Regions from separate parts of the Homo sapiens genome. Here all the other regions are linked to region 3. A link is an interaction called in ENCODE POLR2A ChIA-PET data of the cell type or tissue named here. Cell type or tissue: GM12878. All regions are shown on one strand.

Evidence for each region. ChIA-PET counts read pairs that join two places held together with the same protein. Peaks named below come from ENCODE experiments on the same cell type or tissue, not always from the same donor. Only the 100,000 strongest peaks of a DNase experiment are listed, where the experiment ranks them.
Region 1: POLR2A ChIA-PET joins it to region 3 with 14 read pairs; 6 of 35 experiments call an interaction of 5 or more read pairs at or near these places.
Region 2: POLR2A ChIA-PET joins it to region 3 with 18 read pairs; 2 of 35 experiments call an interaction of 5 or more read pairs at or near these places.
Region 4: POLR2A ChIA-PET joins it to region 3 with 17 read pairs; 3 of 35 experiments call an interaction of 5 or more read pairs at or near these places.
Region 5: POLR2A ChIA-PET joins it to region 3 with 11 read pairs; 4 of 35 experiments call an interaction of 5 or more read pairs at or near these places.
Region 6: POLR2A ChIA-PET joins it to region 3 with 23 read pairs; 5 of 35 experiments call an interaction of 5 or more read pairs at or near these places.
Region 7: POLR2A ChIA-PET joins it to region 3 with 10 read pairs; 10 of 35 experiments call an interaction of 5 or more read pairs at or near these places.

The regions. Positions count from the first base shown.
Region 1 is chr2:136,115,141-136,119,140 of GRCh38, forward strand. CXCR4 (C-X-C motif chemokine receptor 4) reads right to left here and starts at 3,009. Exons shown (of 2, transcript NM_003467.3): 1 at 2,906-3,009; 2 at 1-772. The coding sequence starts at 2,920. RefSeq lists a silencer at 1,631-1,800 and an enhancer at 1,931-2,000. In GM12878, a CTCF peak has its summit at 2,649; a DNase peak (open chromatin) is centred at 1,932; H3K4me3 peaks cover 3,317 bases; H3K27ac peaks cover 403 bases.
Region 2 is chr2:136,253,295-136,257,294 of GRCh38, forward strand. No RefSeq gene overlaps it. Among named protein-coding and RNA genes, the nearest start is that of CXCR4, 140 kb to the left of the region's middle. In GM12878, CTCF peaks have their summits at 232 and 2,954; a DNase peak (open chromatin) is centred at 1,609.
Region 3 is chr2:136,054,861-136,058,860 of GRCh38, forward strand. No RefSeq gene overlaps it. Among named protein-coding and RNA genes, the nearest start is that of CXCR4, 61 kb to the right of the region's middle. In GM12878, no CTCF peak of the experiment used is centred here; DNase peaks (open chromatin) are centred at 1,601, 2,341 and 2,710; H3K4me3 peaks cover 833 bases; H3K27ac peaks cover 1,972 bases.
Region 4 is chr2:136,377,330-136,381,329 of GRCh38, forward strand. No RefSeq gene overlaps it. Among named protein-coding and RNA genes, the nearest start is that of CXCR4, 260 kb to the left of the region's middle. In GM12878, a CTCF peak has its summit at 1,626 (motif pointing left); a DNase peak (open chromatin) is centred at 1,525.
Region 5 is chr2:136,204,659-136,208,658 of GRCh38, forward strand. No RefSeq gene overlaps it. Among named protein-coding and RNA genes, the nearest start is that of CXCR4, 89 kb to the left of the region's middle. In GM12878, no CTCF peak of the experiment used is centred here; DNase peaks (open chromatin) are centred at 2,183 and 2,773.
Region 6 is chr2:136,107,209-136,111,208 of GRCh38, forward strand. No RefSeq gene overlaps it. Among named protein-coding and RNA genes, the nearest start is that of CXCR4, 8.9 kb to the right of the region's middle. In GM12878, no CTCF peak of the experiment used is centred here; no DNase peak of the experiment used is centred here.
Region 7 is chr2:136,003,107-136,007,106 of GRCh38, forward strand. The region is part of intron 3 of DARS1-AS1 (DARS1 antisense RNA 1); the gene reads left to right. Among named protein-coding and RNA genes, the nearest start is that of DARS1, 19 kb to the left of the region's middle. In GM12878, no CTCF peak of the experiment used is centred here; no DNase peak of the experiment used is centred here.

The DNA of each region.
Region 1 (4,000 bases), 60 kb after region 3:
AGTCGATGCTGATCCCAATGTAGTAAGGCAGCCAACAGGCGAAGAAAGCCAGGATGAGGATGACTGTGGTCTTGAGGGCCTTGCGCTTCTGGTGGCCCTTGGAGTGTGACAGCTTGGAGATGATAATGCAATAGCAGGACAGGATGACAATACCAGGCAGGATAAGGCCAACCATGATGTGCTGAAACTGGAACACAACCACCCACAAGTCATTGGGGTAGAAGCGGTCACAGATATATCTGTCATCTGCCTCACTGACGTTGGCAAAGATGAAGTCGGGAATAGTCAGCAGGAGGGCAGGGATCCAGACGCCAACATAGACCACCTTTTCAGCCAACAGCTTCCTTGGCCTCTGACTGTTGGTGGCGTGGACGATGGCCAGGTAGCGGTCCAGACTGATGAAGGCCAGGATGAGGACACTGCTGTAGAGGTTGACTGTGTAGATGACATGGACTGCCTTGCATAGGAAGTTCCCAAAGTACCAGTTTGCCACGGCATCAACTGCCCAGAAGGGAAGCGTGATGACAAAGAGGAGGTCGGCCACTGACAGGTGCAGCCTGTACTTGTCCGTCATGCTTCTCAGTTTCTTCTGGTAACCCATGACCAGGATGACCAATCCATTGCCCACAATGCCAGTTAAGAAGATGATGGAGTAGATGGTGGGCAGGAAGATTTTATTGAAATTAGCATTTTCTTCACGGAAACAGGGTTCCTTCATGGAGTCATAGTCCCCTGAGCCCATTTCCTCGGTGTAGTTATCTGAAGTGTATATCTGCAAAAGAGGCAAAGGAATGGACATTCACTTCCAATTCAGCAAGCATTAACCCAGTTAAAAAAAATTTTTAAAGCAATTTAAAAAACCAATTCAGGCTTGCTTTCTTCAGGAAATTCTGAAGTAGTGGGCTAAGGGCACAAGAGAATTAATGTAGAATCCTACAACTCTCCTCCCCATCTTTTCCCATAGTGACTTCATTATATCCTTCTTTGGTAGAACCAATTACAAAATTCTTTGTTTAGAACAAAAGGGCACTGAGACGCTGAGGGTTTCAAAGTCACATCTTGGCTAACTCCTCTGCCCCGCCCACTAGAGGGAAGAAAAAAAACCTTCCTTAGGAGGAAAAAAAAAATACACACAAAGAGGCCACTCCCAGGCGGCGTGGGGGGTGGGGTGGGTGCTGCTAGGAGGGGCAGTGATTAACTTTTTGTAAGAAGTTTTTCGCCCAGGGAGGGAAGAGGGGAGAAGGGAGGATCACGGGGGGAGGGCGGGGGCGTTGCAAAGACTCATTCTCCTAAAGCGCAAAAACTTAATTTTCCCACGCCTGCCTAAATACAAACCATTCTGGGCTTCAAGCAACTTGTAGTGGGTAAAGAGAATGCGGTCTTAAAACGAAGGCCCTTCGGTGCTTGGGGTATATTGGGCGGGAGTGTCAGAAAATGAACAAACGGCACCTCCTCCCCCAAGCGGGCGCTCCTCCGGTGTGTGGGTCTCTTGCCATCCTCGTGTTTATCACTTGGCGCGTTTGGGACGTTAGGGAGCGGGGCATTTTCCTGGGTGGAGAAGGTAACGGGGTCTGCACCCGTGGTCCTCGCCCCAAGTTTCATTTCCTCACTCTCCCGGGTGGCTTCCCATTACCCCGCCACTGATCCAGTTAACCCGGCCGGAGGTGGGCAGCTGGAAGCCTCCAGGCGGTGGGCACGCGGGGGGCCGGGTCGTCCAGCCCCGGGCCGCCGCGGCTGCCCACTACACCCACGCCAACCGCCCGCAAGCAGCGCTGCAGGGGCTCCGCTGGGCGACACGCCAGGCTCTGTCCCACAGGGTGCTGGGGAGCGACTGGGCGGCTCCGCCGCGAGCGTCTTTGAATTGCGCGCCGCTGCAGGAAACCAAAAACTCCCTAGCAAGAGGGTTTCAAAAGGTTTCTGGAAACCACCGACGGTTAAACATCACAACTGGACTCGGAGAGAGCCAAACGGTTTCCCCACTTGCACCTGCCAGTCTTCGCGGCGGCGACCTGGCAGCCCAGGTGCGGTCTTAACCGCCCCCGCCCCTCACCCCGTACCCGCTCCTATCCCCGGAGCGCAAATCTCAGGGCTGGCAGCTGCGCGGTGTCAAAGGGGAGGTCAAACCACTCCGCTGACCTCTGCACGACCCCAAACTCTCGAACTGCAGGACCCACTCGCGGCCGTGGGGAAGAGGCGCGCTTCGGACGGCGGGAAGGTTTTCCCCCTCAAACCCAAAGCGCGCGGGCGGATCAACTCCTAGCTGCTGCCACCACTCGATCCCCTCAGAGGATCGGCGCGGTGGGTCCACCCGCCTCTCCCGCCCTCTGCCTACTGTGCTGGGAGACTGGCACAGCTCCGTCGGCCGCACAGAGTTTAACAAACACGCACCCAGTGTCAAGAACAGTCACCAGGCGCTTAACCCCGAAGTTAAAGCGGGCGCAATCTCCTCCTGGGAACTCAGCCCAGGCACGCCGCCCTCCGCCTCTAAATTCAGACAATGTAACTCGCTCCAAGACATCCCCGCTTCCCCAAGGAAGAGACCGGTGGTCTGAGTCCCGAGGCAGCGCGCACGCCTTCTCTGCACTTGTGCACAGAATGTTCTTACGTTTGCAAACAGCGTGCAAGCCGCCGCGCGCGGCGGGACTCAAGGGGGAGACACATGCAGCCACTGGAACGCTCTTTCCAGTCGTTTCTCCTCGACTCACAGAGAAAAAGATTCCAATCCTGCTCCCCCCCCACCCACCCGCACTATATAGGCATGGTCAAGAAAACTCCTTTCGGTGACCCTTTTTTGGAGTACGGGTACCTCCAATGTCCTGGCCGCTTCTGCCCGCTCGGAGAGGGGCTGCGCTCTAAGTTCAAACGTTTGTACATTTATGACAAAGCAGGTTGAAACTGGACTTACACTGATCCCCTCCATGGTAACCGCTGGTTCTCCAGATGCGGTGGCTACTGGAGCACTCAGGCCCTCGGCGTCACTTTGCTACCTGCTGCCGCAGCCAACAAACTGAAGTTTCTGGCCGCGGCCGGACTTTTATAAAAACACGCTCCGAGCGCGGCGCATGCGCCGCTGGGGCGGGGAGGGAGAAGGCGGGGTGGGGGAGAGGGGCAGACGCGAGGAAGGAGGGCGCAGGGGCGGGGCGGAGAGGTGCGCGGCTTGGGAAGCCCAGGGGACCCTGCTGTTTGCGGGTGGTCGGTAGTGAGTCCGGAGCCGGACAGGACCTCCCAGAGGCATTTCCTAAGTTTGAGGGAAGCGGGATGCGCCTGAAGACAGGTGGGAAGCGCGGGCTAGGAACGCGTCTCTCTGTGGCGCGTCCATCCTTGCTAAAGTGGATGGAATTCCAGACCTGGGAATGCTACAGTAGAGACACTGAGGCCCAGGGAAGGGGAGTGACTTGCTGGAGTAACCCAACCAGTAGGCGGCAATGCTGGAAGTAGGGCCAAGCTTCCAACGCCATTCCCCGCGCTTTCAGCAGACGCAGCCCATTCAGGAGGTAAAAGGAGTAAAGATCCTTCCTTCGGAGGATGTAGCTATACTTGCACATTCACAGCATCACTAGGGTCAGGTGCAGATAATTAGGAGATACTTTCAGAAGAAGGTAGGATTTGGCATAATTCTGGAGACTGATCAGATGTAGATATGTATTGCTCAGTAATTTCATAATAGCGGTAACCAATTCGCGAATAGTGCTTTATTATCCTAAAAGTATGCTTTATTATAAGAGTAATTTAGCGACCAGTACTTTTTGTAACAGATCACTAGGAACTTGCACAGAATCACTCATTCATTCTCACAACACCGTGTGGGTATTACCATCACAGAGATGCATTTAGTCCGATATTTATAGAAGGACGAACTGCGTGCCACGCACTGTTCTAGGCGTTGGGGATCCAGCGTGAACCAGACAAGGCCCGCATTCGGAGAAACCAGCAAATAAGCCCGGAGAGATGAAATGCCAGGGATGGGCAGGGATTCCAAGCCGGGCTTGAACCCAGGTCT
Region 2 (4,000 bases), 200 kb after region 3:
TTTACAAGTTTGAAACAGTAAGAAAATGATTTCTTACTCCTATTTCTGTCTTGGGGAATTGATGCTAACTTGAAGATTCATAGACATGTACTTTCTGGTGGGGACAGGATCTTTGAGAACAACTGGTCAAACTTCATCTGGTTTCAGAATCTCTTCTATGGCCCTGTGTAAACACCTGCCCTGATGTGGATCTCTAACTACTGAGACTGCCCCCAGATGGGACTCTTGGGAAGTTATTGTTTACTTGAGTTGAAATCAGCCTCCTGCTGGCTTCAGGCCATTGGTCCCAGTTCTGTTCTGCCATACTTCAGATTCTCACCATCTTGGAGCTGCTGGGAACCAGGGGCCCTGGGGTCATCCTTGCAAGGGAACTAGGGAAGAAAGAGGAAGCTGAGGGGCTGGAGCCAACCGTAAGGCGTTCCTCTTTGGGAAGGCTGGCTTGTGATGGGACTTGCCAGGACCAGCATGCTGAGAGGAGGAAGCCAGCTCTCAGGTCAAGATTCCGTTGATGTGGAACAAACTATAACCCTGCGCCGTTGCTTTCCCAGGCCTCACTTCCCCAAACAGGGGCACGTGAACAGCTGCAGTGGCCTGGTGGCAGCATGCTGGGATCCTTCAGGCCAGGCCAGCAAAAGGGTAAAATCTGGGCCAGTGGGTACCCTCATAGGGACTCTCCAGGCTGCCTTCCTCTTCCAGGTCTTCTGTGAAATTAGCTGGAAAAGGAGATCACATGCCTGATTCCCCTTTATCCCAGCAAGCCTGGAAAACAAAGTCCAGCCCCAGTCAAAAGCTTCCTCTGATTCTCTTGTGTCTTGTTAAAATGCAGCCAAACTCAAGGCCTCACTAACAGGTAGGAAAAAAAAAATTATAGGAATAAATAAGAACACATTACTCCATATTGCAAATAAAACAATGACTCCCTTGATTTCCAGGACAGTCATCTCTGTACTTTTGGTGAACTGGGTTTTTTTCTTCCAAGCTACTCTTCTTGTAGGAGAAAATGGGAAAAGATTTGACATGCCCTCCACCTCCCTCCCCCCACTCCAAAATCACCTACCAGGTAAGGTCTGGAGTTAGTTCAATTTTAGGCTAATCTCTCTGTCTCTTTCTTTTTTTTCTTTGAGACAGGGTCTCGCTCTGTCACACAGGCTAGAACATAGTGGCATGACCATAGCTCCATGTAACCTTGAACTCCTGGACTCAAGTCGTCCTCCCACTTCAGCCTGCTGAGTAGCTGGGACTACAGGCATGCACCACCATGCTCAGCTAATTTTTACATTTTTTAGTAGAGACAGGGTGTCATCACGTTGCTCAGGCTGGTCTCAAACTCCTGACCTCAAGAGATCCTCCTGCCTTGGCTTCCCAAAGTGCTGAGATTACAGACATGAGCTGCTGTGCCTGGCCTCTTTTATCTGAAATATTTTGGAAAGAGAAGACTCGAGATCTCTGGGACAGGGGAAGAACCTGCAGCTACAGGTTCTTTCTCAGTGTGATCTTAATGAGGTAGGGAGATGGAGTGATGTTGCGGTGACTGTAAGCTTGAATGCTTGATGGTCCTTGTCTTGCCTGTTCTCTGGTTATAGGTTCAGTTTTGTAGATCACTGGTTCTCAAACTTTACTGCATACAAGGTCCCCTGGGAGCTTTATACAATGGGGGAAAGTCCCAAGTACACCTTAAACTAATTGAGCCAGAATCTTCAGGAGTGTATCCTTGGCACCTGCACTTTTTAAAACTCCCCAGGTGATTCGAAACAAGCCAAGTTTGAGAACCAGTGCTATGCCTTGAAACATCAGGGAGGTGTTCTTAGGGCCTTGTGAAAAAGCAAACACCAAAGGTTTCATTATGTTAATATAACTTAAGAACTTAAAAAACTCAAGGGCTTGCTATTGGCCAAACACTGTGCCAAATGTTTTCTGTGGATTATCTAATGAAAACAACAAGTTGAGGTAGGTTATTTATTTCATAGAAGAGGAAACTGACCTTCAAATAAGTTAAGGAACTTGCTCAAGGTGATGCAGCAGAAATGTGATTTGACAGGGCCCTCACTTCAGAGGCTGCATCTGACATTGATGATATTTACTACGGTGGAAAATTACTTTTTCTGTTTGACACACACGTGCACACACACACACGTGTACACACACACAACTTAGGAATGTTTGTAATAATGTATTTCTAAAAAAGATCTTGCCCACCCATTTTTTTTTCAGTAGATTACCAGAAATGTGAATTATCAGGGCACTACAATTCTTGAGTTTGCTAATTATTAGCTTTTCACTGAGTATCATATTGAAGCAAGTGCAGCATCAGCATCTCCTGTTTGGATACAAAGGGTCAGTGATGAGAGCACTCACTAATTTTAAGAGACTTGGAAAGTTGATGAAATTTCTGATTTTTAAAGACAGTGTAATGATGTAATGGAAAGGATGGATGAGATCAGGTTTTCTTAGTTCTTCCACTTATGAGCTAGATAATTTTGAGCAAGTCACTTCCCCTTTCTGGGCTTCAGTTTCCTCATCTGAAAAATAAGGAAACCGAATCAAGGGTTTGTTAAAAGGCCTTTCACTCTAGATATGATCCAAAAGATAAATATTATCATGGCAGCCTTAGTATATCTGACTCTGAAGTCTCAGCACCTGTTGTCATTGACCCGTTTATTCGTGCCTGAGTAGCATATTTATAGGACTGACTTCCTCAAGCTTATGGTTAGTGATGTAACAGGGAACCAGTCTCCATTACACGATGGGCAAATCACTCAAGTAGCAACAGACGGTCCAGGAATGATTGGAAAAGGCACACTTTATTTTGTGATGAAAAATTTGTAGGTGGATTTTTAATTTCATATGGATGAAAGTGGAAATTCACAAAGTATATCCAAAGAAAGTCAACCTCGTGGCAGATTTCTGGATCCAGACTGGCAGTGTGGGGCCTGTCACTGCCACAGCGTGGAGAGGCTTGCAGCCAGGTGGAGCTCGTGGGTGAGGCCAGCTGTCTGTCAGAGGCTGGCTTTCACCCTCACGCATCTCAAGACCTGACTCAGGAGCTCTGCCTTGAGGTAAACATGGTCCTAGCTGATTGACAATCCTGCTAACTTACAGTGAGGGATCTTCCTTCTTTTGGAAAGGAAGGTTTACAACTGCTGTCAGGGAAGAAGCCTCTGCCCCAGTGCAGGGACGGTGGATTGGAAGTGAAAAGGTGGCCAGGTGAGCACAGGGTCAGGACAAAGGCCAGAGAACAACCCTGGAGTTCCTCAGACTGTGTTGTGGATATTGACTGCCCAGTGACTTTTCCCACTGAGCACCCCAGTTCCCTTTTAGGGATCTTTCTCTCTCCCATCATGTTCAGGCTTTGGGAGATTGGTTGGTGCAATATGTACCCTCCTCTGTTAAAGGTTGAAGGCTCCTCCTAACAGAGCCTTCCTCTGAGAAGTAGGCATGTGACCTCAGCTTAACCCATCATACTCTCTCCCAGAACTTTGTGTCTTGAATGCTGGAAGTATGGTTGGAGTTTATTTATGCTGGGGAGAGCACCCAGGTGAAGCTGAGCAATAGCTTCTGTGACAAAGACCTTCAGGTTTTCATCTATTCTGAACCTGGTTTCCAGTCCCTGTATTGATCCTCTGTGGTTTTCCATACTACTCCATCCAACAGAGCATCCCCCTACCCGCTATTCCCAACTGTTTTCTTGAAATAGTCCAGAGTCAGTTGCTGAGTTTGCAGCCATAAACCTTGGCAGATGCAGGTCTCGGTTAGACCCTCACAGAGGGTACGCTCCCCTACTGCTGTGGCTTCTGTCCACCCAGTTGTCTCTCTTTCCCCTGGAAGTCATGGGTAAACACAGCCAACCTCTGATCCTGCGTTTTCACTTTTTCTGTGTGCTCACTCTCTGTTTCTACAGAACTTCTCCAGGCCGTATACAAAACAGCTGATTTGTTCTCCATTGGTTAAATCCAATTTCATTTCAATCCTGTCACCTTGAAACGAATCTGAGTTGTTCCCA
Region 3 (4,000 bases):
TACATGTCCATATTATTTCTTGCTTGGAGTGGAAGGAAGGAGTATTGCCCCGCCTGTGGCTGGAAGAAGGCTGAGTAGCCATACAGTTCCAAAGCAACACCGTCTTCCTCTTCTGGGTGGGTTGGGTAGGGCACCATGATGATAACCTCTCTTTCTACATCCAGTCCCCTCCACATGCTCCCCTCCATAGCCTTAAAACAGGAAATAACCAGCACCCCAGTGATTTTTGTGGTGGTGGTTACTAGGTATACATAAGTATAAGATATTATCTCTAACCTTTAGGCGTTCATTGGCCAGTCACTGAAAGAAAGGAAAAAAAGAAAAAGAAAAAAGGAAAGAAAGGAAGAGAAAAATAGAAGGAAAGAAAGAAAGGAGAGAAGGAAAGAAGAAAGGAAGAAAGGGAGAAAAGAAGAAAAGAAGAAAGAAAGGCCAGGCACAGTGGTTCATGCCTATAATCTCAACACTTTGGGAGGCTGAAGTGGGAAGATCACTTGAGTCCAGGAGTTCGAGACCAGCTGAGGCAACATAGGAAGATCACAGAGTCTCTATAAAAAATATTTAAAAATTAGCTGGGTATGGTGGCACACATAGTAGTCCCAGCTACTTGGGAGGCTGAGGCAAGAGGATTGCTTAAGCCTAGGAGGTCAAGGCTGCAGTAAGCCATGATTGTACCACTGCATTCCAGCCTGAGTGACAGAGTACAACCCCATCTCAAAAAAAAAAAAAAAAGAAAAAAAAAAAATAGAAGAAGAAGGAAGGAAATGAAATAATTACACAGCATTAAGGCCAATGTGATGAAGAACCAATGTGGGCTATAATTGCCCAGGAGGGCTTCCCTGGAGATGTGGGGTTAATCTGAGCCATGAAGAATGATTATGGGTTGGCCAGGCCAGTTGGGGAGGGAAGGATGGCCAGAGGTAGAATGAAAGGGAGAGGACAGAGAGGCGCCATGGCTGAAGGGACACCATCCTTCCTTCCTCTCCCGCTGCATCCATATGACTTGTGTCCTGCTGCTGCTGAGTGCCAGTGGGTAAATACCTTCTCTAGAGCCCCAGCCCCTCCTTCGGCTCAAAAAGGTGAGTAACTAACATACTTCTTTGTGAAAAATGGGCGATCTAGACCTTATGAAACATTAATTTTCTAGTGTGTTCTCTATGAAGAAATGAAAACTCTGTATTTGAAGAAAGTCAAGGAAGTAGCTACAATACAGCCAAGCATTAACACAATGCCTGGATGGTTAGAAGTCTCAGGCTATTTAAAGACCCAGTAATTAACATAGTGCAATAACATAAAATAGGAAGGGCTACAGTTTACTCTGCACACAAGAACTCTTGGCAGCCACATGATTCCTTCACAAAAATACAATGACCAGTAAGTTCTGCAGATGAGTTTTCTCATCTATAAAATGGGTATAGTAACTGTATCCACCTCACTAGGTTGTTGTAAAGATTAAATGAGTTAATATACACAAAGTGCTTAGACCAACCCCTGCTGACTTATACACTGAGAAATGTTCTTAGGACAAGATGCTAGTTAGCTACAGAAGTGACACAGACCACATGTGAAGTGTGTGTTGTAAGTGGTAAATTTCAGAAATGGGTCCCAGAGGGGCAGATTCTTTTCCGAGGCATAACGGGTGATATGTAGGAGAAGACATGCTAAAGCTCCATTTCTTTTCGGTTGTAAAATGAGTCACCTTTTCTAAGAAGTGTTACATAAACCAGGTTTGGTTCATTTGAGCACGGTGTGGTATATAAGAAATAGAATTTGCTTTATTTTAAACCGTTTTTTTTTAACCAATTGGTAGTTGTTTAACAAAGCTTTTTAATATTTGATGTGAAGCAAAAACCAATGAAAGTCTATAAAAAATAATCCCAATATGATGACTCAGTAGCTCTCATTCTATTTGAAAGTGATCTGCACTTGGCAGGGGGTGGTGGGGGGAATGAAATCAGAAGGATTACAAGGGAGCTTCAATTAGATCTGTAACATCTTATTTTTTAAAATAAAAGAGAGCAAAAAGGCATAATACTAACATTTATTTAATCTGGGCACTATTAGATTATTTCCTTTGCTATTCTGCATGTTTGAAAAATTTTATTTTTCATCTAAAGAAATGTAGCCTTCAGCTCATTTTCCTCTCACCATATAGCTAACTTTACACTATATTCCTGCTCCCTACCCCCACTTTGGTTCCACAGATCTCTTCATCCCTTCTAGAAACAGTAGAATGTTTTGCATCTGTCTCTTTGGGGATTTCCACTTCAGCCTGACCAGTTTCGGTAAATGCTAACTCCATTTTTCCTTTCATCTCAGCCAGCACACTTTGTAGCGACTATTCACAGGTCTTCTGAGGGTGATATATCTGCGCCCCAGTGTCACAGCAGACACAAAATCTAGTAAAAATGAAATTTCAAGGGTGGCCTTGATCAGTATGAGTGTCAACACTAGGGACAGCAGTGGATAAGTGTGGGTAGAAGCATTGAGGGAGTGAGACAAAGGTGGAGATGAGGAAAATGTCACAAAAGGGCAGAGGCTGACAGTGGGGGCACTTGGCAGCCAGTTTCAGGTCTACCCCTGTTGCCTCGGAGATGGGAAGGCAAGTAGGAGGCAATGTGTTGATTGTATAAGAGCTTGTCAGATGACTTGTTAGCCCAGCTGGCCATCTACCTGATGCTGACTTGGGTCAACATGCAACTAGAACTTGGTTTCTGTAGAGGAATAAGGTCCCCTGAGTTGCAAGACTGTAGGAATAGCTCTACCGTGCTGGCAAATCTGTAACTAGCAATGAGTCCAGTGGGTCCTACCAAATGCTTATCGACTAATTAGATGACTGATTTAGTCTGTTTTGTACAGCTACAAAAGAAATACCACAGATTGGGTGATTCATAATGAATAGATATTTATTGGCTTTTGGTTCTAGGGGCTGAAAATTCCATTATTGAGGGGCTGGCATCCGGTAAGGGCCTTCTTGCTGCATTATCCATGGTGAAAGGGCAAAGAGAGGGAGGCAGTGAGGGAGGGAAGGATAGAGAGAGAAAGAAAGAGGAAGATGTGCAAAATAGAGCTGAACTTCTCCTTTTATAAGGAACCTACTCCCATGACAATGGCACTAATTCATTCAGGAGGGCAGAGCCCTCATGGCCTAATCCCCTCTTAAAGCACCCACCTCTTAATACTGTTACAATTGCAATTAAATTTTAACATGAGTTTTGGAGGGGACAAATGTTCAAACTATAGCAATGACCATTGTCAGTGCTGATGCCACCCATAAATACTAAAATTGATAGTAGCATTTTAGTATATATAGACTTATTTATGTCCCTGTTTCCCCTGTTGCACAGACTGACTAGGGGCTGTGCTCCCTGGCTGAAATGTTAGGACCTGTGGAAGCATGCTTTAAAGCTTGTCTTTCCCCCTTCACCAGATCAGTTTTCCATTGAGTTCTCATGGTGAATCCTTTTTAAAATGTAAGGTCCTGAAAGAAAGAATCCATGTGTTCTCAAGTTCTTGTATGCCCTGCCAGGACCTGTGGGCTTTCAACAAAAGTCATTTGAGGAGTTCCATTAGGTTGGCAGATACAAAAAACAGCTGTGCTTTCCAGAGAGAGAAATCTATGACTGCTGAAATCTGCTATCTTTGACTCTGCCTTTGCCTTTTATCTTTTCCTTTAGATAACAGGCTTTACTGTTTTGCATTTTACAGTCATATAAACTAATTCAGGATCACCCTTTGGCTGTTTTGCCATCTCAATGCACTCAATTTGAGTTGCTCCCTTAAAATAGCTGGCTTCCAATTCTTTAATCATGAATTCCAAATGACATCTTAAACTTGCTTGAGAAAAAGTTGAAAAGGACATTTTTGGAAATGTACAAATTGTTACTTATTGATTTACTTTTATTCAATAAAAATATGAGAGGCCGTGCCTTGGCTGATCCTGATCAGTTGCTTACCCATCTCTCTCTCTTCCTCAGTTTCTTTCTATGCAAAATAGAGCCAG
Region 4 (4,000 bases), 320 kb after region 3:
TAGAGATGAGATCTTTGCTCTGCTATCAGGCTGGAGTGCAGTGGCGTGATCATAGCTCGCTACAGCATCAACCTCCTGGGCTCAAGCAATCCTCCTGCCTCAGCCTTCTGAGTAGCTAGGACTACAGGTGTGCACTACTACATCTGGCAAAATTTTTTTTTTAAATGGCAGGGTCTTGCTATGTTGCCTAAGCGGGTGCTGGTCTTGAACTCTTGGCCTCAAGCCATCTTCCTGGCTGAGCCTCCCAAAACATTGGGATTACAGGCATGAGAGCCACTGGGCCCTGCTGAAAGTGAGAAAATTCTAAAGGCTAGAACAGGATGAACTAGTAATAGAGGACTTAAGTTTGAATCTGCCTGTATGAGTCTCTCGGACTGTGGGCACGTCTCTTGCTATCCCTTCTCTGTAAAGAAGAGCCTGGAGAGTTTTAAGATTTCCCTCCTACTGCTCCCATGGGACATTCTGAATATGGTGAGAAAGTGCTCTGAGGTCTGAAAAGCAGTGTTGCCTAGTGCAGCTGTTTCTAAACCTCATTGGAACCCCCTCAGTTGGGTTACTATTCCTACACATATGCTAGAAACCAACACCACTTTCTAGCTCTGCCACCTCCTTTCCAAAATTTTAAAATCAGTAGGTGGAAGGTGATATGGCATCTGTACTTTAAAAACCAAAATAAGACCGTGGGTGATTCTGTTGATCAGCTGAGCGTGGAAACAACTGGTCTAGTGAACAGTAGATGAAGAAAAGGGTCTTACAAAATTTAGGGGTTCTGTCTATAAGGCCAAGAAAAATGGAAGCAATTATTCAGATAATCTCAGCACAAAACCACAGTTTCATTGGAATTGCGGGAATCATGAGTATCAGTTTCTGAGATACTTGGGTGGAAAGTATGTGGGTGGAGCCCAAATCTTATGTATTTAAATTCAGATCAAGCCTGTAGTAAAGATGACAGCGGTGGGAGATTGAGCAGAGAGGGGAGAATGGCATTTTCTGAATTCTCATTGTGCCACCATACATTCTGGATGTGTTGGGAGCCCCTTCATTTCACAGATGCTTATTGCTAGTAAGTACTATTGTAGCTCACAAACCATGAGTCGCCACGTTTGACATGGGAAAATGATGCTTGCTATTTATTTATAATACAACGTGTTTTGACTAACCATCAGAGAATATATTTTGAGGCAACTTTCCACTTTGCTTAGGATATAACATTTTTAATGCATCTTTCAATGGATATCTATTTTTAGGTCACCATTAGTTGCCTTGTAACTGAGATGGCCACATATTCACAGATATTTGGGGAGGCCCACAGATTTATTATTCTGCCTCATTGTCTTGTTGGTACCATATGACCAGTTAGCCTCTTGTTTCCTCATTTGAGTGTGGGAAACGGCTCTGTCTTTAGACACTAAATGGCATGCATGTAATCTTGTTTAGGGTCATTGTTCCCGGGTCTGAGTTTACTAGATGGAGAATTTCTTCAATGCCAGGTTTCCCAGGAGGAAAATGAGCCTATTTTGGTTGCATCAAATGCATCAGTTCACTGCTCTGGGTATCATCTGAAGAGCAAGAGGAGTCTGGGGGCCAGTATTGCATTTCATGTGAATGCTGGCTGAGTACTGCCATCTTGTGGCTGGGCAAACCCTAAAGCCTACCAGGGACCTTGGAGCAACCTTACAAAAAGAAACCAGACATCAAGAACCCATGTTCTCTACCTGCATGGAAGAAAAAAATTGACCATGAATCCCTAACAACAGTGCCATCCCTCCTTTCCTAGCTCTTGAATAAGTAACTGCTCTCTTATTAAGACAGAGTCCTGTCTGTTTCTTTAAAGAGAATACATCCATTCTTCTTCTGGTTTTAGTAATTTTTGGACCAGCCTTTAGATAATCTTTTGAGCCAAGTTTTGAGAAGTTTGGAGAGGGAAGGCCTTAAAAATATGTATAGTATCCAAGGCCAGAAAAAGAGGCAGAAATTGGAGACAGGTGACTCCTGCCTCTGGGGCAGTGGCTTTCTAAGTGAGGTGTGCCAGCAGCATCAGCATCACCTGGAAACTTGTTAAAATGCACATTCTTGGCTCCCAGCTAGACCTGCTGAGTCAGAAACTCTGGAGGTGAAGCCCAGAAATATGTGTTTTAAGATGATTCGGATGCACATTCAAGTTAGAGAACCCCTGTCTTGGGGAATAGAAGCCAACCCCAGGCAAATGTGAAGCGAAGACATCCAAGGTCCATTCTGTGCTCCATTATACTCATTGCTGTTCTGTTCCCTTTTCCTGTGTTAGGAACTCAGTAAGCCATACATATTTATTGTGTGAATACTATTGGTAAGCCACTGTATGGCATGACATGGGGGTTGGTCTGAGTAAGGGACTGGGAATTTGCGTTTCTAACAGTTTCTCAGGTGATGCTGCTGCTGCTGCTCCAGGGACTGTGTTTTGGGAACCCAGTGTTAGAGATAAGAGCAGCAGGCCCAGAAGCCCATGTGGTTTTCAGATGGAGAGTGCAGTTCAGGCTTTTTGGGGAATCCATGTGGCTACGAGCCTGCTTCTCAACACTCCCTGCCTCTCAACCCTGCCTGCCTCCTACCAAGGGCACAGGGAGACATGTTTATTTGAAGTGAACTCTAGTCCATTATAAAGAGATTAAAATAACATGCTGTGATTTTACCACCCAAAGGTTAGGCAATTCAAAAGCCAGAGCAAGCATGTGATGATTAAAAAGCATGGCAGAAAATTGTCAATAGCTTTGGAGATTTCATCCATACATTAAAAGACCTGTTTCGTGTTCTATTGGATCAATATGGCTCCAACGCTAGCACATTCACCTCTTGTTTAATTTGCCATTTAAAAATTTTGGTTAGTCCAATGACTCTAAACAATTCCAATGCAAAGAATAAATAAGCAGAACAGCAAATCAAACTGGATTTGTGGGCACAATTATATAGTAAGAACTCCAGAGCTGGAAGTAGAACTCTAATCACAGATTAGAATACAAATGTTTGCTTGTACATCGTACGCAGGCTCTACTATCTGCTGAATATAAATGGCTCCCTGATCGAACCTCTAGCCTGCATCGGGTGGGAAGGTAAGAGCTGGGTTTTGCTTTGCAAAATCTTAAGTCTCACCAAGAGAATCAGGGAGGCAGCCAATTGTAGTGGCAAATACGCAAAGCTTTGGAGTCAGGAAGTTATTTATTCTCTGGCTCTCGTTTTTATTATGTATTTAGTTTTTTGAGACAGGGTCTCGCTTTGTCACCCAGGCTAGAGTGAGTGGTGCGATCACAGCTCACTGCAGCCTTGACTTTCCGGGCTCCAGTAATCCTCCCACCTCAGCCTCCCAAGTTGCTGGGACAAAGATGCACACCACCACGCCTGGCTAATTTTCATATTTTTTTGGTAAAAATGAGGTTTTGCCATGTTTCCCAGGCTGGTCTCGAACTCCTGGCCTCAAGTGATCCACCTGCCTCGGCCCCCCAAAGTGCTGGGATTACAGGCGTGAGCCACTGTGCCCAGCCTGGATCTCATTTTTTAAAACCTGTAAATCTGGGACAATGCAACCTACTGCATGGAGTGGTTTTAGGGGTCAAGTAAAAATGGCCGGCAAGGCACAGAGTAGATGCTTGATATATAGCAGCTTTTCTTTCTTTCTTTCTTTTTTGAGATGGAGTTTCGTTCTTGTTGCCCAGATTGGAGTGCAATGGCATGATCTTGGCTCACCACAACCTCTGCTTCTCAGGTTCAAGCGATTCTCCTGCCTCAGCCTCCTGAATAGCTGGGATTACAGGCATGCGCCACCATGCCTAGCTAATTTTTGCATTTTTAGTAGAGACAGGGTTTCTCCATGTTGGTCAGGCTGGTCTCAAACTCCCGACATCAAGTAATCCCCTCCCACCTTGGCCTCCCAAAGTGCTGGGATTACAGGTTTGAGCTATCATGTCTGGCCCCCTATAGCAGCTATTCTTAAGTCTCCAGCTTCAGAGGGCTGGGGCCAGGAGAGGTT
Region 5 (4,000 bases), 150 kb after region 3:
ATAGGAATTTATTGCTCACAGTTCTGCGGGCTGGGAAGTTCAAGATCAAGGCACAAACAGATTTGGTGTCTAATGGGGGCCCATTCCTCATGGATGGCACCTTCTATGTGTTCTCACATGGCAGAAGGGCAAAAGAGGCAAAAAACCTTCCTCAGGCCTCTTTTATAAGGACACTAATCCCATTTATGAGGGCTCCACCTCTTAATAACAACACACTGGGGGACTGGGTTTCAGCATACGAATTTTGGAGAAACACAAACATTCAGACCATAGCAGATCCTTTATCTTTCTCTTTCTTGGTTTATCCCAGTGGTGTGCTGGTACATGTAACAACCACCTGGGGGTCAGGGAGGGTTGAGGGGGATGGGAAGCCCTAGTTCGTAGTGTTTGCTGATTTCTGTGGTATCAATAGTCCCATCATGGCTGGTTTTAAGTGACCAATGTGATGTCACTAAACTCAGAGTTGAAAAGAGATAATCTTGGGTGCTGGCCTGAGCCAGCTACAGCACACCACTGGGTTACTCCCTTATTTTGATGGAACACATCTACTACTTCCTGAAAAAGGGTACATGGGAAGTAAATGTTTTGAAAACTTCACTTTTTTTTTGGAAAATGACTTTTTAAACTTTCACACTCAATTGACTTTGTCTTGATATTAAAATCTAGCTGGGGAATAGTTTTCACTCAGAACTTTGGGAGTGTTGCTCCATTTTCTTCGAGTTTCCAGTGTTGCTGGTGAGAACTCTGGTGCCATCCTGGCCTCATCCTTTTTATCTTATTTTCCTTCTCTGGAAGCCTTTAGAATCTTCTCTTCATCCCTGATTATATACAATTTCATGATGACGGATTCCCTGCCACTTACAGTTCTATATCCTTAGCAGATCCTTTTCATTCAGGAAGCTCATGTCCTTCAGGTCTGAGGAACTTTATTCAATTTCTTTAATGGTTTCCTCTCTTTCATTCTCTCTCTTTTTTGCTAGAATTCCTGTTTGTTGGATATTGGATCTCTTGCTTTGATCATCTAATTTTCTCTTTCTCTCTCAATTGCTGAGAGGTTTTCTCAACTGTATTCCGGAACTTCTGTGTAATATTAGGCACTCCTGTCAGAGTGCTGACACTTGGGTTTGGGGCTGTGTCATACATCTGTGTTTCCTCCAGAGTGTCTGCCTGGCACAGTGCTTGACTGGATGGAGAGGCAGAATCAGCAAAGGATTTTTGATCCAGATGAACCTGGTCTTGAATCGCAGATCAGCAAAAAATCATTTCACTTCCCGGTTCTTCAGTTTTCTTGCTTGGAGCTGAGCAAGGGGGCAAGTCATTCCATGGGGAGGGAGACTAGAAAGCTTGAGGGGTGGTCTACCAGACCTGGTTAAAGGAGAAGACCTTCTTCCCATTCTTCTACCCTTTCCCCAGACTGCATTCTAAGTAGTGCATTTTAATCTTCAAACTCTAAAATTTCATGAGAGATTACTTTGCAGTTTATAGTACCCAGTGTCACAGTTAAACAATTCCATCTTGCTTACAAGGAACATTTTGATACTTAAATAAGATTACTGCGTTTCAACGATGAACTTAAATTGTCTTTTTCCAGGTGCTTTCTACATCTGACCTCTCTCAACCAAATTAATGACAAAATAATGACTAAGATTTCGTGAGCATTTTCCACATCCCAGGCCTGTTCTAAGTGTTTAACATGTATTAATTAATTTAATCCTCAGCAGCCCAACCATGTAGGCAATATTATTATCCTCATTTACAATTGAGGAAACAGGCTCCAAAAGCCGTTGGGTTACACAGCTAGTCAATGTAACGTTGGGACTTAAACCCTGACATTAACTATGGATTGTCTGCTACTATGAAATCTTCATGAAGGAGGTTCTGAATTTGGACTGAGGTCCAGGGAGGTTTCCCTAGTGGAGGAGCTGAGCATGGTAGGACTCACTCTGATGCTGAGTAGGAATGAAGAACAGGCCTTAGCAGATGCTCCAGCCCACGAGGGAGGAGGCTCCTTAGGGTCGCACACCCTTTGCAGCTGTCCCAGGAGCTACCAGAAAGGCTTGGTCAACAGAGGGGACTCTTCTGTGCGAACAGCCTCAACCACTAACACACTGTTTCACCTCAGCAGCCCTGCTCAACTCCCAGCAGGCCTTGTTTAAACAGGCAGCTTGTAGCAGCTGGGGTTGGCTCAGTGGAACGTGTGGGCAGCCAAGGATGCCCCGAGTGCAGGTGCCTGTCTCTGAATGTGCAATCATGCAAATCCGAGGACCCAGACTGATGTGAATTGAAAGCCTGGTGTTCACTTCCAATAAACTCAACTGTCTATCGCCAGAGCAACACAGGCTTCCAGTCTTCAAGTCATCAATACAAATGAGCATTTCTGGTGTTAGAGGAAAAAAGTGTGGGGTGAATCCCAATCAGAGCTTGCTCCCTTTCAGGCAAGCAGCATCTGGAAAAGGCTTTGGAGGGGCAAATACCTTTCCTAGAAGTAATTTTCACAGGAACTGTTCAGGACACAGGAGGCATTGCAGGAGGAAGGAGCAAGGGAAATCACACCATGTAGTCATAGGGTCTTGAAAATCACCTTATCCTCTCTGCTTGTTTTACAGAGGAGTTAAGAGAAAGTCAGAGAAGTTAAGGGACTTGCCCAAGGGCACCTAGCTCATCAGTGGGCTGCTCCTCCTTATCTTGAGTCCCGATTTCCTTTTAGACACTCCACCCACCAGGCTGTTTCTCTAGTTCACTGCTTTGAGCACCAGGTCACAAGTGAGCACACATACCAACAGCTCTCCTCCTGAAACCATCGAGGGAGGCGAGTGATAGCAAACTTTGTTTAGTGCAAAGAATGGAAAAGGCTGCTTGAAGCACAGAAAAAGGGAAGTCAGAGCAGGCTGTGGCGCAGATGTCTGGGCATTGCTGTGGGGACAGAGTAGTTCACAAGACACAAGGCTTGTCAGCCTCTCTTCTGAACCTCTGCGCCCAAGGATTCTCAAGGAGCATTCAGATTAGATTTTAACTATGGATGCTGTGGTTGCCGGTAATAGAACAGCTAATAAAAAGCAAAGCTGGGGTGTCATCACCCTATCAGCAGATCAACAGTCTCTTCTTTGGTCCATAGGGCTGACCATGCAGCCTTATAGCCCAGAGGCCCTGTTACATAATCTTTCCACAACTCCCCTCTGTTCCTCACTGCACTGCCCTGGCCTTCAAAGTCCATATAAGTGCTGTAGAGATAAGCCTCATTAGCCTCACAACTTGCAGTAAGTGCCAAGATCATGTTATTCAGATGCCACTGAGGCCAGTGCAAAGGGAGCTAATTAAATGGTACGGGCTTTCTAGCTCTGAATCATCAGTTCAGGTGGTTACCTTTAATGCTATCTTCAAGCTCACCTTCTAGGCTGGTCTATGTGCCTAAGCTCCCACACCATGCCTCCAAGCCAGGAAAACCAGCAAGGAAGCTCTTCTGGTACCAAATGGGGGTTACACAACTGGTATTTTTTCACCCCCATTCCTACCTTGAGGAGAAATGGTAAGTTCTGTTGGGCAGATACACGTAGGCAATTGAGGTTCTGTGAGAATGAACACCTCACATTTTAAAGTTCAAAGACTAGAAAGAATGAATGGAAAGTGAGTATGCATTTTCCATTTTAACCCAGAGCAGCCCACAAACACATTAGGATTTCAGTTTTAGGGGGAAATTGACCTGCCAACCCCAGTTCCTGAGGGAGGCAATCTGATTGGCTGTCCGTGGGTCAGGTGTCCATAGTTGGTCTAACCACCAGAAGGGCTATTGGAAGCCCAACCATGTGAACTGTGTTGGGAAGAAAAGGGGGTTGTGGCGAGCTCAGCAGACACCGGAGAGATGTCTACTCCCAATGTCTAATTAAATATTCAGGCTAAATGGCCTTTCTGTCACCAGTTAGTCTATTTGAGTTTGGGCCAGTTTTCCCAAGGCAGAACCACCATTTCATTCCAGAGTGGAATCCAGGCTCTTTGGAATAGA
Region 6 (4,000 bases), 52 kb after region 3:
GGTCCAAAAACGCTTTCTGCACCATTGATTTTTCTTAGGCTTTTGTGGCTCAGCTTGTGGCCATGAAACACTATTCATTGCCATGGATTATGGCTTTTTCTTTTGTCCTATTTACGGACTGTCTGTGTAGTCACTGCCAAAAGTTGTGATTGGTGATTATCACTTTGGAGGAGCAAAGCTGATGTTGCTCACACCAGACAAAGGTTAGTCAGCGCACCTCAACAACTTTCATTAGTGAGACATCACTGCTGTAGCTTCAGGGAGTTATAAGAGAAGGAGATGCCACCTTTATCAGCACTCTGGGAGATGAAAGTGACACAGCTGCACAAAGGTGGATTAAAAAAAAGCAACTCTCTTACCCCAGATTGTTCTTTCTAAAATAAAAGACCCAGTAAAGAAGCAAGATTTTGCCAAGCAATATGGCAAACCAGTACCCAGACCCACATTGAGGGTTACCTGTGAAAGCATTTTGTCAATAGTAAAGGTGCCTTATAAGTGGTAGGTATCACATTTATGTGAATAAAGTCACTAGTTCTCTGGGGCTTTCAGTGCCTGAAGCTTAAAGAGTAAACTTTCTTATATTTCGAGTTTCACTTGTTCATTTTTATAAAATTTCTACTATCGCTTAAGCATATTCTAGACCAGGGGTTGGTAAACCACAGCCTGCAGGTCAGATCTGGCCTGCCACCTGTTTTTGTTTTTAATAGCAGAGAAGCAAAGAATGGTTTTTACATGTTTTAGTGATTGAAAAAAAATCAAAAGGAGAATATCTCATGACACATGAAAATTTCATGAAATTTAAATTTCAATGTCCACAGATACAATTTTATTGGGACACAACAGCCACACTCACTTTTTTATGCATTTTCTTGTTACCATGGCAGAGTTGAGTGGTTGTGCTGGAAACTACATGGCCCTCTAGGTAGCCTAAAGTATTTGCTACCTGGCCCTTTACAGAAAAAGCTTGGGACCAATGTTCTAGACACTGGAAATACAGCTATGAACAAAACAGACCTACATAGTCTTTACATTCACAGAGCTTACATTCAGGTATAGCTTACTTTAAAAATGGCCCAGGGGGACTGGCACCCTTGATTTTGGCTTTGGAAACCTCAAGTCCTAAACAACTGAGCTAACCTTATATAATTTTAGCCAACATTGGCACAGCCTTATGGAATCTGATTGTTTTTTAATCAAATGAAGTATCTATTAATTAACTATGTTAGACTGCAAAGGTCTTGGTGCTTAAGACATTGAATTTGTTGAGAAAACAATGTTTACAAATTTAAAAAGAAGATAATGCCATTTACAATAGCTTCTTTTAACTTTTCAAAAGCCTTTTATGTGTGGGATCTTCCCATGTCTCAGACTTCATGTGCTAAGAATTTAGGATGGAAAAGCTCACTTGGACTGATAGAAACAGAGTAGGCTTGCCAAAGGAAGTGGGATGTGGTCCAAGATGATGGTCTTGATTTCCTTCTTCAATCCCAGGAGCCTAACAAGTTGTCTTCTGTGAACAGAAGGCCAAAAAACTACCACCAGGGCTTTTTCCCATATCCTACGGCTTGGCAGGACTTTTGCTCTTATCTTCATGACGTGAACAGCTTCCTTTGGGCTGGTAAAGCAGGAAGGACGATCAGGATTGGGGGCCTGACACCCAGCTCGTGAGGTGGGCTGGGATATGATACCCCTTAAATGGGGAATGAGTGGGAGCAAGACTGAGGGAAAATTGGGTGGGTGGGTGGAATCTTGGATTTCTTAAAATGTTGGACATTGGAAAGTCTGCGAGGTCTTTAGCTAATTTTCCAGCATGTCTAGAACATCAAAGGACTACATCTTCCACTCTACCGTGAGCAGCTTTCATACTTGCCTGGTCCAGAGTGGTGTTCAGTAAATGATTCAGTAAGTGAATGACTGTGAAAGAATGAAGGAACGAAGGAAGGAAGTCAAGTCATACACAGGAACATTAATCAGAATACTTAGGGCCGGGTGTGGTGGCTCATGGCTGTAATTCCAGCGTTTTGGGAGGCTGAGGTGGGAGGATCACTTGAGTATAGGAGTTTGAGACCAGTCTGGGTAAGATGCTGAGACTCCCGTCTCTACAAAACAAAACAAAACAAATAACCCGAGCCTGGTGGTGCACACCTGTGGTCCCAAATACACCAGAGGCTGAAGTGGGAGAATTGCTTGAGCCCAGGAGGTCGAGGCTGCAGTGAGCCATGTTTGCGCCACTGCACTCCAGCCTAACTGTCAGAGTTGAGACCCTGTCTCAAAAAACAACGACAACAACAACAAAAAAACTTAGAGAATTTTGTGTGCTCCCAGGAATAGGAATTTATGGGTGTTGATTCATTTGCTTATTCCACAAAATATGAAGCTCCTACTATACGCCAGGCACAGTGTATCAAGTTAACTTGAAACCCATTTTATTTCAACCACAAATAGTGCAAATCTTTCTAGAATGTCAGTGTCTGCTTTGTCACTTACAAAAGGACAATCAGGTGAGTGTCCGGTCTTCAACCCTGAAGAGTACTGAAGAGCATGAAGGATGTTTTTGACTTCATAGTTATTTTCCTGAATATTGGCTAACATTAAGGCAAATAATAAAGTTCCTGTAGTGCTTAGGAAGGCACACTCTGGTGTCAGATGACCTGGGTTCAAACCCAGGCTTTATCACTTATAAAACATGTGACATTGGGCCAATTTTAAGCTTTGTTCTATGCTTCAGTTTCCCCATCTGTAAAATAGGCAAATAATAATACTTACTGTGTAGGGCTGTTACGAAGATTAAATAGTCAAAGCCCCTTGGTGTGTAGTAAACCCTCAAGGTCAATGTTAACTGTTATTGCTATCACATAGGACTTGACCTAGAAATAGAAAAGATAGGGAAGTTTGGACTGAATATGTTGAGAATGTGAGGACATCTCCTAGAAATTGGTTGTCCTGTTTTCACATTTATAGTGTGTGTAGTAGAAAGAACATTAACCCCTTTATTTGTAGTTAAACTTTGCCTGTGCCCTCGCCTGAAAATGGAGCTAGCAATATTGCTGGGACTCTTGCATCTTACATATGAGAGTGCCTGGAATTTCAATATACATTACTTTTCTTCAGACAGAGTCAAATACGAGGAAGTAATTCCCTTTAATTAAGAGTGTTGATGAGTTGGGTTCTGGTTAATTGAACTGTAATATGTAAATCAACTTAATAGTGGACTGGCTCTGCCAGATAAACACACAGCACCTGGTGTAGTTTGGTTGAGCACCTTTATTTGTTTGATTTTGAAAAACTCTGTCCCTTCTGTGACTTCTTCACATTGGGGATCCCTCAACTCAGCCTGCAGCCAGCTGGAATTTTCAGTTGAAAGAAGGATTTTCAGAAGGTTTTAGAAGATTTTAATTGTTGGACTTGATAAAATTGATTTAAATTAATCCAAGCCAGTTTCAGACAGTGGAACAATAGGCTGGTACCTCATCACTCATTTTTTAAATAAAAGGAGAAAAATGGGAAGTGTTCCAAATTGAGTCACAGGCAGTGGTGAGGATTAAATGAGTAAACATCGTTGGCTTTAGAGAGACAGATATTTGATGATAATTAGAATCCCCAGCATTTTACCATTTATTTTTCTTTGTAGGATGGCTTCCTAGCACAGCCTGTGGCAGCTCATCAGGGAACAAAGAAGAAATGACAGTGTCCCTGCCCTTGAGAAGCTGATACTCCAGTGAGAGAAGAAAACAGGCAAAGAGAAAGATGTCACGATGACAAAGTAACATTGAAATGAATGTAGAAGATAATTGTGGGGGTTCGGTAAGGTGGGAATGAGTAGAGTGCATTGAAGTGAGACTCACCCTGGAACCCTGTCCAGTGATACTGTCTTAGTCGGTTCTGGCTACTATAATGAAATACCATAGACTGGCTGGCATGTAAATAACATAAACTTATGTCTCACAGTTCTGAAGGCTTGGAAGTCCAAGATCAAGACACCAGCAAATTTTGTGTCTGG
Region 7 (4,000 bases), 52 kb before region 3:
GGCTGGAGTGCGATGGCACCATCTTGGCTCACTGCATCCTCACCCACTGGGGGCGATCTTCCCACCTCAGCCTCCTGAGTAGCTAGAACTACAGGAGTGCACCACCACACCCGGCTAATTTTTTTTTTTTTTTTTGAGATGGAGTCTCACTCTTGTCACCCAGGCTGCAGTGCAATGGTGCGATCTCGGCTCACTGCGACCTCTGCCTCCCGGGTTCAAGTGATTCTTCTGCCTCAGCCTCCCAAGTAGCTGGGATTACAGGTACGTGCCACCATGCCAGGCTAATTTTTGTATTTTTAGTAGAGATGGGATTTCACCATGTTGGCCAGGCTTGTCTCAAACTCCTGACCTCAGGTGATCCACCTGCCTCAGCCTCCCAAAGTGCTGGGATTATGGGTGCGAGCCACCATGCCCAGTCCTGGCTAATTTTTAAAAAACATTTTTTTGTAGAGACTGAGTCTTGCTACGTTGCCCAGGCTGGTCTCAAACTCCTGGGCTCAAGGGGTCCACTTGCCTTGGCCTCCCAAAGTGCTGGAATTACAGGCATGAGCCACTGTGCCCGGCCTAAAAACAGTAACTTTTAAAAATACTTCTCCAAATGGGCAAGTAACTCCCAAATCTCTTCTCCTGCCCCAGCTTCCCTGGCTCCAGGCCCATACATTGAACTGCATATGGAACAGTTCTCTTCTAGATGACCTGCGGGCATCTTCATCTTAGTATGTCCAAATTCATTACTTTCTTTCCCACCCCATCCATTCTTCTTCCTGGCTACACTCTATCAGCGAATGACTACATATATCACCCACTGTGTCATCTTAGCCAGGAATCCAGGCAGTTTCTGGATTCCTTCCATCCTGTCTCTGGATAGCTAACCAGTCATTTCATTGTACTCCTTAGATTGCTCTCAAATCACCACCCCTTCCTTCATCTCTACTCAACTCCAGTTCAAGCCCTCATCATCTCTTGCTTGGGTTGTCATGATGGCTTCCAAAATGGTCCCTTTGTCGGTGCTTCTAGTTGACCTCATTTCTCCTCTTCCTTCCTTTTGGCTCTATGCTTCAGTGCTGTCAAATTGCTTTCACTTTTTTAAAAAAGAGTTTTCCATTTTAATTTCTGAGACACATGACACATCTTTGTCAATGTTAGGTCTGGGAAAGTTTCTATTAACTTCACAAGACAGAAAGGACCCTTCTCTCCAGCAGTGAAAAATTCAAAAGAAGAGAGCTTCAGGGAGTTCAGTTGCTACCCAGCAGAAGCTTCAATTTCTAACAAAACTGTGAAGTTTCAAATAATGAAGGGGAACTTCACCCCAAGATGGTACTCACTTAGGAACATTATTTTCCTTCAGCTTTCCCTTGAAATATTCAACAGCTTTTTTTTTTTTCGAGACAGGGTCTTGCTCTGTTGCCCAGGCTGGAGGGCAGTGGCATGATCTTGGCTCACTGCAACCTCTGCCTCCCAGGTTCAAGCGATTCTCCTGCCTCAGCCTCCCTAGTAGCTGGGACTACAGGCATGCACCACCACGCATGGCTAATTTTTGTATTTTTAGTAGAGACAGAGTTTCACCATGTTAGCCAGGCTGGTCTCGAACTCCTGACCTCAGGTGATCTGCCTGTCTGGGCCTCTCAAAGTGCTGGGATTACAGGTGTGAGCCACCGCGCCTGGCCTCAACAACTTTCTTCTCCCCATTAGGATTACCTCCATTGTGGGCTCTTTTCGAGGGAGGAGGCACTGCATTCTCACTCCCAGTCTAAAGCTGCTTTCCCTTCTCGGTGATGTTTTCTGCTTCCATGCCTTTGTACATGCTGTGTCTGTTCTATTGATTTTCCTTTTCCCATCTCCTGTGTATGGCAAACTCCCACTTGTTTTTCATGATTCTGCTCAAGTGTTCTTTCCTGTATGAAGCCCAAGCTGTCCACTTGGAGAGACATCTGGCCAGCCCCCCGTTGTTCCAGCCATCCCCAGTTCAGGCATCAGACATGTGGTGAAGAAGCCATCCTAGATGCCCAGCCCCAGCTACCATCTGATGCAACCACACTGCTCACCCCGAGCAAGAACTGCCTGCAGGAGCCTAGTATTATCCTCTCTCACAGAACCATGGCAGGGAATAATAAATTGTTGTTTGAAGCCACTCTGTTTTGTGGTGGTTTGTTAGGCGGCAATAGGAAACTAGAACACCATAGCTTTTTTTTTTTTTTTTTTTTTTAGAAAATAACTTGATATTCATAAGCACAGCTTTTTAAGCTGCTTTTATTATTTTTCCCTTTATACGAGTGCATTCTGCAACATAAGGAGATTTCTATCTCAGCCCTGAACAAGATTTATGATCTTGATCAAGTCTCTTTATAATAATGTCACAGAACTTTACTTGCTTCAATTCTAATATGAAGGATTGAACTAGTTAATCACTAAGGTCCACTCTAGTTCCAAAATTGTGGCATTCTCTTCTAACTATCAGGGAAAAATTGACTTATTCTTTGTTAAGTTGTAGCTTGCAGTAAAGTTTTTTGGGCATGAGAATTTTCAGCAAGGTGGTGAGTGCCAGGAAAGTGCTGACTCAGCACAATGCTGTCTGTTAGCCAGGAACAAAAATGAGGAGCAACCATAAATTTAATCCTTTAGCTCCTTCTCCCTGCAAAATTCAGAAGATGTTTTATCTGTAACAAAAGACTTGAAAGAGGATTCTCACTTTTTCCCTTAAAAGTTGTTACTCAAGTCTGTAGGTAACTTCAGGATTTTTGACAGAAGATTCAGATTTGCATAGTTGACTCAGTCTCCGGAAGATCCCTACACTCAAATTCTAAGTTTAGGGCAAGTGAACTGAGTGATTCCTAGAGGAAATAAACTCTCGCCTGAGAACAACAGCTGAAATAAAATCCCATAAGCCAGGAAAACAGCCACACAATTACAGTAACAGGTGGTCAGTTTCAAAACAAATTTCAAGGTCTGACTCGCCTGGCACCTGCTCTAGAACCACAGACAGCAGTTTGACACTGTCTGGGTCCAAGTTAGGTCATCCCTGCCACACCATAAGGAAGATTAACTACCTTTATTAGCAGAGCTAAGTCATGGTAGGTTAGAGGACTGCTTCTCTGTGGTAGTAACCCCTGTGTTCCCTGTCTGAGAAGAGGGAATAAGAGAGAATTTGGGAACTGGACAGGACCTTGCAGATTAACCATTAGGTTGGTGCAGAAGTAATTGCAGTTTTTGTCCTTAAAAGTAATGGCAAAGTGAAGCCGAGGGGAGCTAAGCAGAGATTTGCTCAGAATCACATGACCTGTAGAAGCAGAACATCCCCACCCCCATTTTATTGTGAAAAAATTCAAACACACAGCAAAGTTGAAAGGATTTTTACAAGACACAGCTGTATATGCATTTCCTGGATTCTACTGTTAATATTTTATTAAACTTGTTTATTTTCTAACTATCCCTCTATCCATCCTTCTATCACCTTATTTCCTGGATGCCTTTCGAAGTGAATTGCAGACATCTGTACTCCTTCCCCTAAAGCAGCATAGTGTTTTATCATCATTTAATAATTTAATACCTCAATTTTGTATACATTATGGAACCAGGAAACATTATAAGAAATCACTGGACCCCAAAAATGTTAATTAGCCTTGGCTAGCCTGAAAGAGAACACAATTTCCTAAGGTCCTAACTTTAAGGCACTTGAGGATTCTTACTAAGGGCAAATTCCTGAGATGACAGAAATACTAGTCAACACACATCAATGCCTATGTTTTTCCCTCCTCCTGGAATCCTGTGCTTTCCCCTTCCTGCTCCACCTGTTGAAATCCTCTCTTCATTCGTCCAAGAATGATCTCAGATGTCTGCAAGGAACATAAACCACTGTTACACACGTATTGTTTTAAGGAAAAAAGTTACTGAAGAAGTCTGAACTGTCACCTCCTTCCCAATCCCTTTCCTAAACCCCGAGTTTTAACTTTTCTCATTTTAATGCCCATAAACTTTCATTGCTATTTTTCCTCCCTCATTC